Regions from separate parts of the Homo sapiens genome. Here region 1 is linked to region 2. Evidence: read pairs that join two places in POLR2A ChIA-PET (ENCODE). Cell type or tissue: B cell. All regions are shown on one strand. Each heading gives the region's core, and the rest is flanking DNA. Links, peaks and the distances in the headings are about the cores only. Region 1 overlaps FUT8 (fucosyltransferase 8). Region 2 has its middle 17 kb from the start of LINC02324.

The links. Peaks named below come from ENCODE experiments on the same cell type or tissue, not always from the same donor. Only the 100,000 strongest peaks of a DNase experiment are listed, where the experiment ranks them.
Region 1: POLR2A ChIA-PET joins it to region 2 with 6 read pairs; 3 of 35 experiments call an interaction of 5 or more read pairs at or near these places.

Annotation. Positions count from the first base shown.
Region 1 is chr14:65,556,880-65,562,259 of GRCh38, reverse strand. It overlaps FUT8 (fucosyltransferase 8), which reads right to left. Exons shown (of 11, transcript NM_001371533.1): 3 at 494-923. The coding sequence starts at 696. Among named protein-coding and RNA genes, the nearest start is that of MIR625, 88 kb to the right of the region's middle. In B cell, for the core only: no CTCF peak of the experiment used is centred there; no DNase peak of the experiment used is centred there.
Region 2 is chr14:65,203,107-65,208,486 of GRCh38, reverse strand. No RefSeq gene overlaps it. Among named protein-coding and RNA genes, the nearest start is that of LINC02324, 17 kb to the left of the region's middle. RefSeq lists enhancers at 1-82, 3,346-3,455. In B cell, for the core only: no CTCF peak of the experiment used is centred there; DNase peaks (open chromatin) are centred at 1,746, 2,906 and 3,782; H3K4me3 peaks cover 2,803 bases; H3K27ac peaks cover 4,934 bases.

The DNA.
Region 1 (5,380 bases), core at 315-5,314, 350 kb before region 2:
GGATTTAATATATCAATTTTTTTAAATACATAACTGTAAATGAAATGTAAGTATATAAATGAAATGGCATAGTTTTTCTACATTAAAATGCATATGCAAAATAATGATGCCACTATGGAGAAATTATATCAGGGTTTCCCTGGGCCACACTGGAAGAAAAATTGTCTTGGGGCACATATAAAGTACACTAACACTAATGATAGCTGATGAGCTTAAAAAAAAATAAAAAAATCTCAGAATGTTTTAAGAAAGTTTACAAATTTGTGCTGGGCCCCATTCAAAGCTGTTCTGGGTCACCTGTGGCCCATGGGCTGTGGGTTGGACAAGCTTGTTCTGTATTAAATACACAGAGATAGAAAACTGTCATGCTAAGTTGTGGCAAAGACAGCAGGTTATAAAAATAATTAACTATTTTTCCTAGCGGAATGAAGCCCTACACCTAAAAACAAAGTACAATATTTCATCATTCTTCATTCAGTATTTTAGGACCTACCGGAGAGATTCGGCCATTCGCCTCAAGTCTTCATTCTGTTGTTTTAAGCGTTCAAGCTTTGCCAGAATCTTGGACAGTTCTCGGCTAGAGTGATCAGGATGGTCATTATCTCGTACCAAGTGACCACCTATATAAAACAGCAAGGTCCCCCAGGCAAAAAGAATGAGCATAATCCAACGCCAGGAACCAGTCCATGGCCGCATTTTCAGATTTTCAACTCACTTCCCTGGAGTCCTGGAGCTCAAAGAATTGAAAACATTGTAACTCTGTTTCTAGTTAGTGCACAGGTGAATAGACTTCTGTTGTTTCAACACATGATGCTTCAGACAAATTATTCTCTCTGGTAGTCCTGCAGTGAATCTTTCAAAGAGATCCTCCTGGTGATATGTGTAGGAAGCTTTATTGTCCTGTACTTCATGCGCTCTACATGCTGTGGAAAGAGTAAGAAATGTATTTAAATTATTTAAGGTATATAAAATAGCATATACTGAGATTCTTGGAGGAAACACATTGGTGTTGACTGGCCAACAAGTTGGAAGATAACCTAACTGCCTAATAACAAGTAAAGGGTAAAAGCTTTAAATCTGTTAATCTGTATATTAAATCAGCCATGTACATTAGTGCTCTACCAGATAACAGACTAATTAGCTCTAAGCCTGAAAGTCCTCAAAGTGCCATCATCACTTTCTTTTCCTTCTTGCATAATTATACATTAACTTATATATGAAGACTTAAAAATTATATCTTTGAACAATCAATCAAAAACAAAATGTACTCAACCACATATTTTGGGCTATATGTTCATTATCTCAAGAAAAAACATGTTCCCTGTATGAGTGATTTCATTTCTACCAGTTCTCAACTCCACTCTCCTCCCTCATTGTTCAGCTGCCATTATACCACTTAACTCTGCAGGTGACAGGCAAATTGTCACTTTTAGGATAAATTCTAAAACTGACATGCATATTAGCCAAGTAAAGGTTATCATAGCCATTAACCAGCTGGCAGTCATTCCAAATATCAGAAGCAAAGGTTCAAATGGATCAGGCTAGACTACTGCTTCCTCAAATTTATAAAAATACCAACAATTGCAACAAACGTCTAGCACCAGTTACATCTTAGTTACTGTGCATCTTAAACTACAAATGCACATTCTTTTCCAGGCTTGGTTACAAGTATCATTTGTCATTTCTCCATCATTAGGCTTAGAATTCCCTTGGAAACAAAACTATTTTCTCCCCAGGAGAGAATTTGTAGGCAAAAATATAATTTAAAACCTTTTGACAGGCCAGCCACAGTGACTCACATCTGTAATCCCTGCACTTTAGAAGGAGACAAGGCGGGAGAATTGCTTGAACCCAGAGTTTGAGACCAATCTGGCAAGATGGTGAAACCCCATCTCTATAAAAATTTTTTTTTCTTTAATTTTAAAAATGTTTTGATAATTTTAAAGCTATAGAAGAGAAATCATATGTCTAGACAGAGTTCCATATACAAGAGAAGAGAGAAAAAACAAGAAATAGTTTCTGTATACGAGACTGAATGTGAGGGGCACTTGACCACAAATCAAACAGTGGTAAAAAGATGAGCAGAAAAGATGGAGAAGAGGCTTCAAAAATCAGAGCACAGGGCCACTATTTTTCTATGTTTGCACCTTAAATCTCAATTGTTTTTAAAACACCAATATTCAAAGAGAAGAAAATCAAAGGGCTGTCCTAGAAACACTCTACTTCCTTCCCATTTACTCCTACAACATTTACCTTAATGTTACTGATTTACACTGGCTAAAACATAGAATGAAAAGAATTGTACTTGCTGAGAACTGTTTGAAAACCAAATTAAAAAGGAATAATCCAAGTAAAAAGTTGTCTGTTGTTTTAATAACTATTCTTAAATCTATCAAGAACACTCTTTTTACTGACTCCATTGTTTATCCTGTCCCTTTCTTAAAACTCTTTCTCAATCCCCACTCCTCTAAACTCAGGTATCCCCTACTTTTCATCTTATGTAAAAAAAATACAGAAATCCAGGGCTCTGTGACTTTAAAACCAAATAAGAAGTGAATTCATTCTGATGGCATAAGAAATTGATTCAATTCGGTACGTCAGCCAAAAAATATAAGTATTAATATTTCAATTAACAGTAATTTTGAGACAACATATGCAACACTGTAAAATGTTACTATACTTATATGCTGAAACTGTACTATATCCTAGTTAATTCTAAGCTATTAAGATATACAGTTGTCTCTCAGTACCCTCCACGGACACCAAAATCCACAGATGTTCGGGTTTCTTACATAAAATGGCATAGTATTTACATATAACCTACACACATCCTCCCAAATACTTTAAATCATCTCTAGATTACTTATAACACCTAATACAACGTAAATGCTATGTAGATAGTCAATTTTGGGGGTATTTTTTGGCAAATATTTTGATCTGTAGTTGGCTGAATCAAGAATACTAAAACTACAGCTACAGAGGGTAAACTATATATCAGATATTACAATTTTTTTCTTTCCCTTCACTGCAAAAGTAACGCAGAAAACAGACAACTGAGATAAACAACCAAAGCAAAGGTAGCTTTCTTTAAAAGAGTAATTTAAATAATAAAAAGACATGCTGAAACATTTTCCTTGGGATTACCATAAAAATCGTAATATTTAAAGCCAGCATAACTTGAATAGTAACAAAAGTTTACAGAAACATACATTTTGAATAACAAAATTTGTACAACAAAAAATACTTTCCATTTTTTATAAACCATTACCAAAAATATCTAAGAGATTAAATTACTATATTATATATCAATATTGATAATACTTGAGTTTTAAAAAGCAATACATTTTTATAAGAGCAAAACATGGTCATTTTCTAATTAATAGCATCATTTGAACTATGTTTTTGGAGAGAATGTTTCCCATGATTTTTTTTGTCTTTGCCAGTATTTTTTAAATCCCCAGTTTTGGGGTCAAGAAAACCAAGTTAAGCTGAAAAACAAATAGTTTTCTATGCAATTTTCCTCTGCAAGGTTTAAAAGAACAAGTACAGAATTTTTTCCCTATCTACTAACTACAATGAATGCTTGCTTACTTACTTATGGTTACTGTTTATTGTCTGAACCATGCTTGCTAAAATACAAACGCCATAATTTTTGTTCATTGTGTTCACTGATGTATCCCAGGCACTCAGAACGGTATTTGGCACTTAGTTGGCACTAATAAATACAGCTTAAACTGCATTTATGCCCTACTTAAGACAGCAAATGGTAATGCAGAAAGTGAGAGAATGCTATTATAAGGAAATGGTTCAAAAATAAAGTCATTAATAAACTTTCATATTTATTATTGTCAACATATATCTTATAAAGACATTCCTTGATTGATTAAATTTAATTGGCCTAAAAGACCAAGAGAGTCTTTTTTTTTTTTTTTTTGAGTCTCGCTCTGTTGCCCAGGCTGGAGTGCAGTGGCACAATCTCGGCTCACTACAACTTCCACCTCCAGGGTTCAAGAGATTCTCTTGTCTCAGCCTCCCGAGTAGCTGAGACTACAGGTGTCTGCTGTGGCGCCCGGCTCATTTTTTATATTTTTAGTAGAGATGGGATTTCACCATGTTGGCCAGGCTGGTCTTGAACTCCTGACCTCAAGTGATCCACCTGCCTCAGCCTCCCAAAGTGTAGGGATTACAGATGTGAGCCACCACACCCAGCCAAGAGAGTCTTATGGTTTACCTTTTAACCATGAAAAAATAATGTATCTTATTTTCTTCATTTAGAAGATTCACTTTGCAAAGACAACGATATAACTGAAGAAAGTATGTTCAGCCTTTGATATGACAACCACTCAACTTATTTGTGAAAGTATTAGTAAAAATAGTTCAAATTCGTAAAAATATTTAAAAATTACATATATCAGCTAATTTCTGACTAAAATTTATATAGCAGTGTTTGTTGAGATTTCTTCTCAGAGTGGGCTTTCAAGAATTTATAAATTTATTACTACTTAAGACTCACAAAGTACCCTTCTGCAAAATACTAAATATACTAAATGTACTGAAATGTGCCAGGATTCTTTCTGCAAATTTATTTAATTAGTGATATCACTTTTTTTTTTTTTAAGAGACAAAATTGGCTGGGCACAGTGACTCACACCTGTAATCCCAGCACTTTGGGAGGCTGAGGCGGGTGGATCACAAGGTCAGGAGTTCAAGACCAGCCTGGCCAAGATGGTGAAACCCCCGCCTCTACTAAAAATACAAAAATGAGCCAGGCATGGTGGTGGGTGCCTATAATCCCAGCTACTTAGGAGGCTGAGGCAGAGAATTCCTTGAACCTGGAAGGTGGAGGTTGCAGTGAGCCGAGATCACAACACCACACTCCAGCCTGGGCGACAGAGCAAGGCTCTGTCTCAAAAAAAAAAAAAAGGGGAGAGAGAGACAAAATCTCGGCATGTTGCCTAGGCTAGATTGATATCACCTTTTTAAGGTACTAAGGTATTTAAATGATTCATTTCTTTCAGTATTTACAGAGATTCTTTGGGTAATATTTGTTTAATGTCTCTGGAACAATAAACATATTTGATTTTTCAAAGTACTTTTTCTGAATCTGGAAGCTCGAGTGTAATATCAGTAAGATAAGGAGACTTAATAGAGTTGCCACGAGCCTTAAATAAGGTTAACATATATAAACCACTTATCATAATGCTTGGCACAGAAGAAGTGCTCCAAAAAAAGTAATTTTATTTTAATGCTGACAAGACATAGAAATTAAAAGTATGGGTGCTAGAATCAGCAGTGTCTAGACTGGAGTCTCAGTTCTGCTACATCATAGCTAGGTAACCTCACTGAACATCAATCTGTAAACTGGAGATAATAAATACCA
Region 2 (5,380 bases), core at 297-5,296:
CTTTTTGCCTAGGGACTAGATTGCCTTTGTAGGACTAACAGCCACAAGACTAGAAATTATGGTTGTAGGAGTCATGCTGCTGGAGGCTACAAGATTCTGACCCTCACTAAACTGCTCCTAAGATTAGTGTTTGAGCTATTTTGTAGACTCTGCACTTGATGGATCAGTTGGCACCACCCAGACTGATAAACTGAATCATGTGATCTTGTGGCTCCTACCCAGGAACTAACTCGGTGCAGACAGCTTCAACCCCCTATGATTTCATCCCTGACCAACCTGCACTCCCAGCTCACCGGCTCCCCACCCCCAACCCACCAAGTTGTTCTTTTTTTTTTTTTTTTTTTTTTTTTGAGACGGAGTCTCCCTCTGTCACCCAGGCTGGAGTGCAGTGGGGCGATCTCGGCTAACTGCAAACTCTGCCCCCGCAGGTTCAAGTGATTCTCCTGCCTCAGCCTCCTGAGTAGCTGGGATTACAGGCGCACGCCACCATGCCCAGCTAATTTTTGTATTTTTAGTAGAGATGGAGTTTCACTATGTTGGTCAGGCTGGTCTCCGACTCCTGAGCTCATGATCTGCCTGCCTCAGCCTCCCAAAGTGCTGGGATTACAGCCATGAGCCACTGTGCCCAGCCCCAACCCACCAAGTTGTTCTTAAAAATTCTGCTTCTTGGGTGTGGTGGCTCATGCCTGTAATCCCAGCACTTTGGGAGGCCGAGGTGGGCGGATCACGAGGTCAGGAGATGGAGACCATGCTGGCCAACATGGTGAAACCCCGTCTCTACTAAAATACAAAAAAAAAAAAAAATAGCTGGGTGTGGTGGTGCGCACCTGTAGTCTTAGCTACTCAGGAGGCTGAGGCAGGGGAATTGCTTAAACCTGGGAGGCAGAGATTGCAGTGAGCCGAGGACGCTCCACTGCATTCCAGCCTGGCGACAGAGCAAGACTCCGTCTAAAAAAAAAAACAAAACAAAAAACAAACATCAACTCTGCTCCCCGAATGCTTGGGGAGACTGATTTGAGTAATAAAACTCAGGTCTCCCACACAGCCAGCTCTGAGCGAATTACTCTTTCTCCATTGCAATTCCCCTGTCTTGATAAATCGGCTCTGTCTAGGCAGCGGGCAAGGTGAACCCCTTGGGTGGTTACAGAAGCAGAAGGGGAGAAACAATTTCCAAGCCCTGAACACACATGCAGAGTCGCACCCACAGTTGGCTTAATTTAACATGACACAAAAAACGTTCCTGGCTAAACCGCTGCATATTAATTTGGACAATTACTTTCAGCCAGTGGCGTGCTAGGGCCAGCTTATACTGGCTCCAGAGAGGCAATTGTTAAACACTCAGAATTTTAACAGCAGGTTGGTGTCTTGAAATCGGCCACTGTTGGAAGTATTTACACCAAGGAAATTGGCAAATGTTATGAACTAGGGCATTTGGGGTGGGAGAAAAGAGCCACTTTACCAGCATACTCCTGCCTTTAGCCCAACTCAGCATTTCCTCCACCCACAAACTCTCAGTTTTGTTTGGTCTATTTCCCTCACTTACGCTTTAGTAGAGGCCGTATAGTGCAGTTAAGAGGAGGGGCTATAGGGCCATACTATCCTTGTGCAAGTCTATACACTAGCAATGGGACCCTGAGCACACTGCTTAATATCTCTATGATTCCTTGTTCCCATCCCTATGACTAGAGCTGTTCATTGCACCTTCTCATAGGATTTTCATGGGGTTAAATGAGTTAATACATTCAAAGGACCTAGAGCAGTGCCTGGAGAAAAAGGAGCTCCACAAGTATTAGCTATCATCATTCTAAAACTGAAATTTCAGTTAGTTCTCTTATTTTACTTTTGTGGTTAGAAGATGCAAATATCTACTCACCAGTTTAAACCCTGCACTGCTTGCTGAATATAAATATCCCCAATGCCTCACTTTTGGGTGAGTAATACCAGGTCAACTCACGCCTTCTTCCTCTCAAAAAAAAAAAAAAAGGAATAGCAGTGATACATGGTAAAAAGCCTACTCATACTATGATTCCAAAATGTGGGTATTGGTTTTGCATCTCATTTCCAGAATTAGAAAAAGTCTCCTCTGTATTTAGTTTTTATAAGTTCTCCTTTTTTTTTTTCCCATTTCAGTTTTAAGATGCGCTGTATTTTTCTTATTTTCAGGGTCCCGAAATCAGGATGGGTGTTTCAGTTGATGCATGCGTTTGATGTGGTTGTGTTTCTTTTCCTCCGCCTAAAAGCAGTTATTAAAATGATGGCGTTTGCAGATCTAGATTTGAAAGAAAAGAATAATGGTGCATCTTGCAATCAATAGTGTTTTAGAATCCAGGAAACACAGTAATAATACTCAACGAAAAAGTCAGTTCTAGGATGCCAGCTTCCGCATCCAGTGTCTTGTCCCCAGGAGCACGATGTTCCAAGGGTGGGGCTGTGTCCTGTTGTGCCTGCTGCAGCCATGCTTTCTTTCCTTTAGGATCAGTGTTGGTGGGGGCTTGGCCCAGGATTGGATGGTATCTTGTTTTGTTTTTTTGAGATAGAGTTTCACTCTCTCGCCCGGGCTGGAGTGCAGTGATCGCAGCCCACTACAGCCTCGAATTCCTGGGCTCAAGTGCCCTCCTGCCATGGCCTCCCAGTTCTGGGACTACAGGCATTAGCCCCTGTACCCAGCCATGGATGTTTTTTAAGTGTGCAAAGATTCCTCCTCATTCTTCAATTAAAAGCATAGTGAACCATCTGCTGGGCTGGGATTGGACTATGAGAGAGAAAAGCACTAAGACAAGCTGAAAACACAGGTGAAAGTAGCAAGCAGGCTCCCAAATAAAGAGCAGGCCCAGCTCTGCCAGTCAGCACGCGCACACACACACACACACACACACACACACACACACACGTTATGTTTTTGAGTCACGCCCCTTCCTTGTTCCACATGATTGGTCTACACTTCACACTTCCCCTATAATCTCAGTTTCTTTCACCTGGTTTCTTGCCCAAACAGCTTGTTGGGTTTAAGAAGGAGAAATCTATAAAAGAATTGAAGTCTCTTCAGGGAAGGGCCTAGCAGAGCAATTCTGGCTGTGGCAACTCCCCTGGGGTGGCTCCTCCCTAGCCATCTCCTGAGCACACAAGCAAGGACCCTTTCCTCTCAGCTGTCACTCTGGACATGTGTAATGATCCCAATACAGGAGACTCTGAGCCGCAGCCCCTAGGCCCACCTTACGTGTGAGAACTCTCCTGTGTGAGGCCGAGGCAAAGCTGCACGGGATCCTGAGAGAGCAGCAGCCAGAGCAGAAGCTGCAGGAGAGACTGGCACATGGAAGCCAGCCTGTCTCCACAGCCCATGTTCTTGTTTTGTTCTAACTCTACGTGCTTTGGTCGGTTTCCCCTACAACACAGCAGCAGCAGGTGGGCGCACAATGCAGGGACCGGCCCACCCTGACATGGCTGTGTTTGGCAGCCCTGCACACCCCCTTTTCTTTTTTTGCAGGAGTCAGGAGACTGGGGTGGAAGAGGTGGAGACCCAGTCATATCAGGCAAGGGAGGTCTGCACTGCGCTGCAGCCAGAAGGCTAACAGATCACATCCCCACTGTCCCTTCCCAGCTCTGCTCTCCTGCTCTGTGGAGCAGGCCTGGCTGGATACCCCACATGCTACTGCTCTGCATCCACCCCACCCCCACATTCACACTGAAGCCACAGTCCCCAGGCTTACTCCCAGCCAGTGCTGAGCAGGGGTGCAGGGGGTGGGCACTAAGCAGGCCATTTCTGCAAGATCCAGGACTCCTCCAAAGGGCAGCTTTGGCCCAGAGACTCCTCCTCCACCCAGCTGAACCTTTCTCAGAGCCGGGCTGCAGCCTAAGTCTCCCTACCTGTGCAGTAAAGAATTGAACCTTGCCCCTCAAAGAGGTCTAGTCTTTACCCTTGGCCCCCGGGAGGTCATCTTTGTTTGCCTGGGGGTCTTAGGCTGGCCAGATAGTAACAGTGTGACTTAGGGTGGGGAGTAGCCACACCAGAAAAGCCAACATTATGATTTGCATGGGGCTTGGGGTCACCAAGGTACCAACCAGGGCTCGAGTAAGCTTCCCTGCAGGGCACCCTTCAGATCCCCATCTCCTCACAGATACCTTGTTTATAAACCTCCACTAGCAGGATTCTGGAATTAAACACAGTAGCAGTTGATTGGCCCTTTGCAAATGAATTGAAATGGACCAATAAAAATGGAGAAATACACATACTCAGCAAATTATAGTAACATAGGCTTCATCCATCTACAAGTAAGAGAAAATGGCTGGGCACAGTGGCTCACACCTGTAATCCCAGCACTTTGGGAGGTCGACGCAGGTGGATCACATGAGGTCAGGAGTTCGAGACCAGCCTGGCTAACATGGTGAAACCCTATCTCTTAAAAATACAAAAAATTGGCCAGGCGTGGTGGCGCATGCCTGTAGTCCCAGTTACTTGGGAGGCTGAGGCAGGAGAATCACCTGAACCGGGGAGACAGAGATTGCAGTTAGCCGAGGTCGTGTTACTGCACTCCAGCCTGGGCAACAGAACAAGACTCCGTCTTGAAAAAACAGAAAAGAAAAAGAAAATGCAGCACGGATAGGTTACACAAGAAACAGAAATGAGCCAGAAAAACACTCCCAGTCCTTGCCAAGTTGGCAGTAAGCAGGGTGGCCGGCTCCCTCTCCCAAATCCATGCTGGAGAGACCATAGAGGGAAACAGGGATTCCAGGAACCAACAACCACAGCAGTAGCAACAAAACGTGTGAACCCCCTGGGGAGATGTCTCAGACCAGGATCTGGCCTTGGACACTTTCATATATGCACATGATACCAGAGTGAGCAGCCAGTGGCTTAGGGATGAGATGCTCTAAGTGGGGCATTGTCACTCCCTCAGAAGACAAATAGCAAACCCCATGAGCCATAAGTGTATCCAAAGCAGGACTGAACAGACAGACCAAGAATGTAAGACAAGCCCCATACGTATAATTAAGGCGCTAAGACAAAACAGAGTAAGTAGAAATATTGTGTCCAGAATTTATTACTTCCGGTGGGTTCTTGGTCTCACTGACTTCAAGAATGAAGCCACAGACCCTCGCGGTGATTATTATAGTTCTTAAAGATGGTGTGTCCGGAGTTTTTTCCTTCAGATGTTCAGATGTGTCCAGAATTTCTTCCTTCCGGTGGGTTTATGGTCTCGCTGACTTCAGGAGTGAAGCTGCAGACCTTCGCAGTGAGTGTTACAGCTCTTAAAGGCAGCGTGTCAGGAGTTGTTTGTTCCTCCCTCCCAGTGGGTTCATGGTCTTGTTGACTTCAGGAGTGAAGCCGCAGACCTCCGCAGTGAGTGTTACAGCTCATAAAAGTAGTGCGGACCCAAAGAAT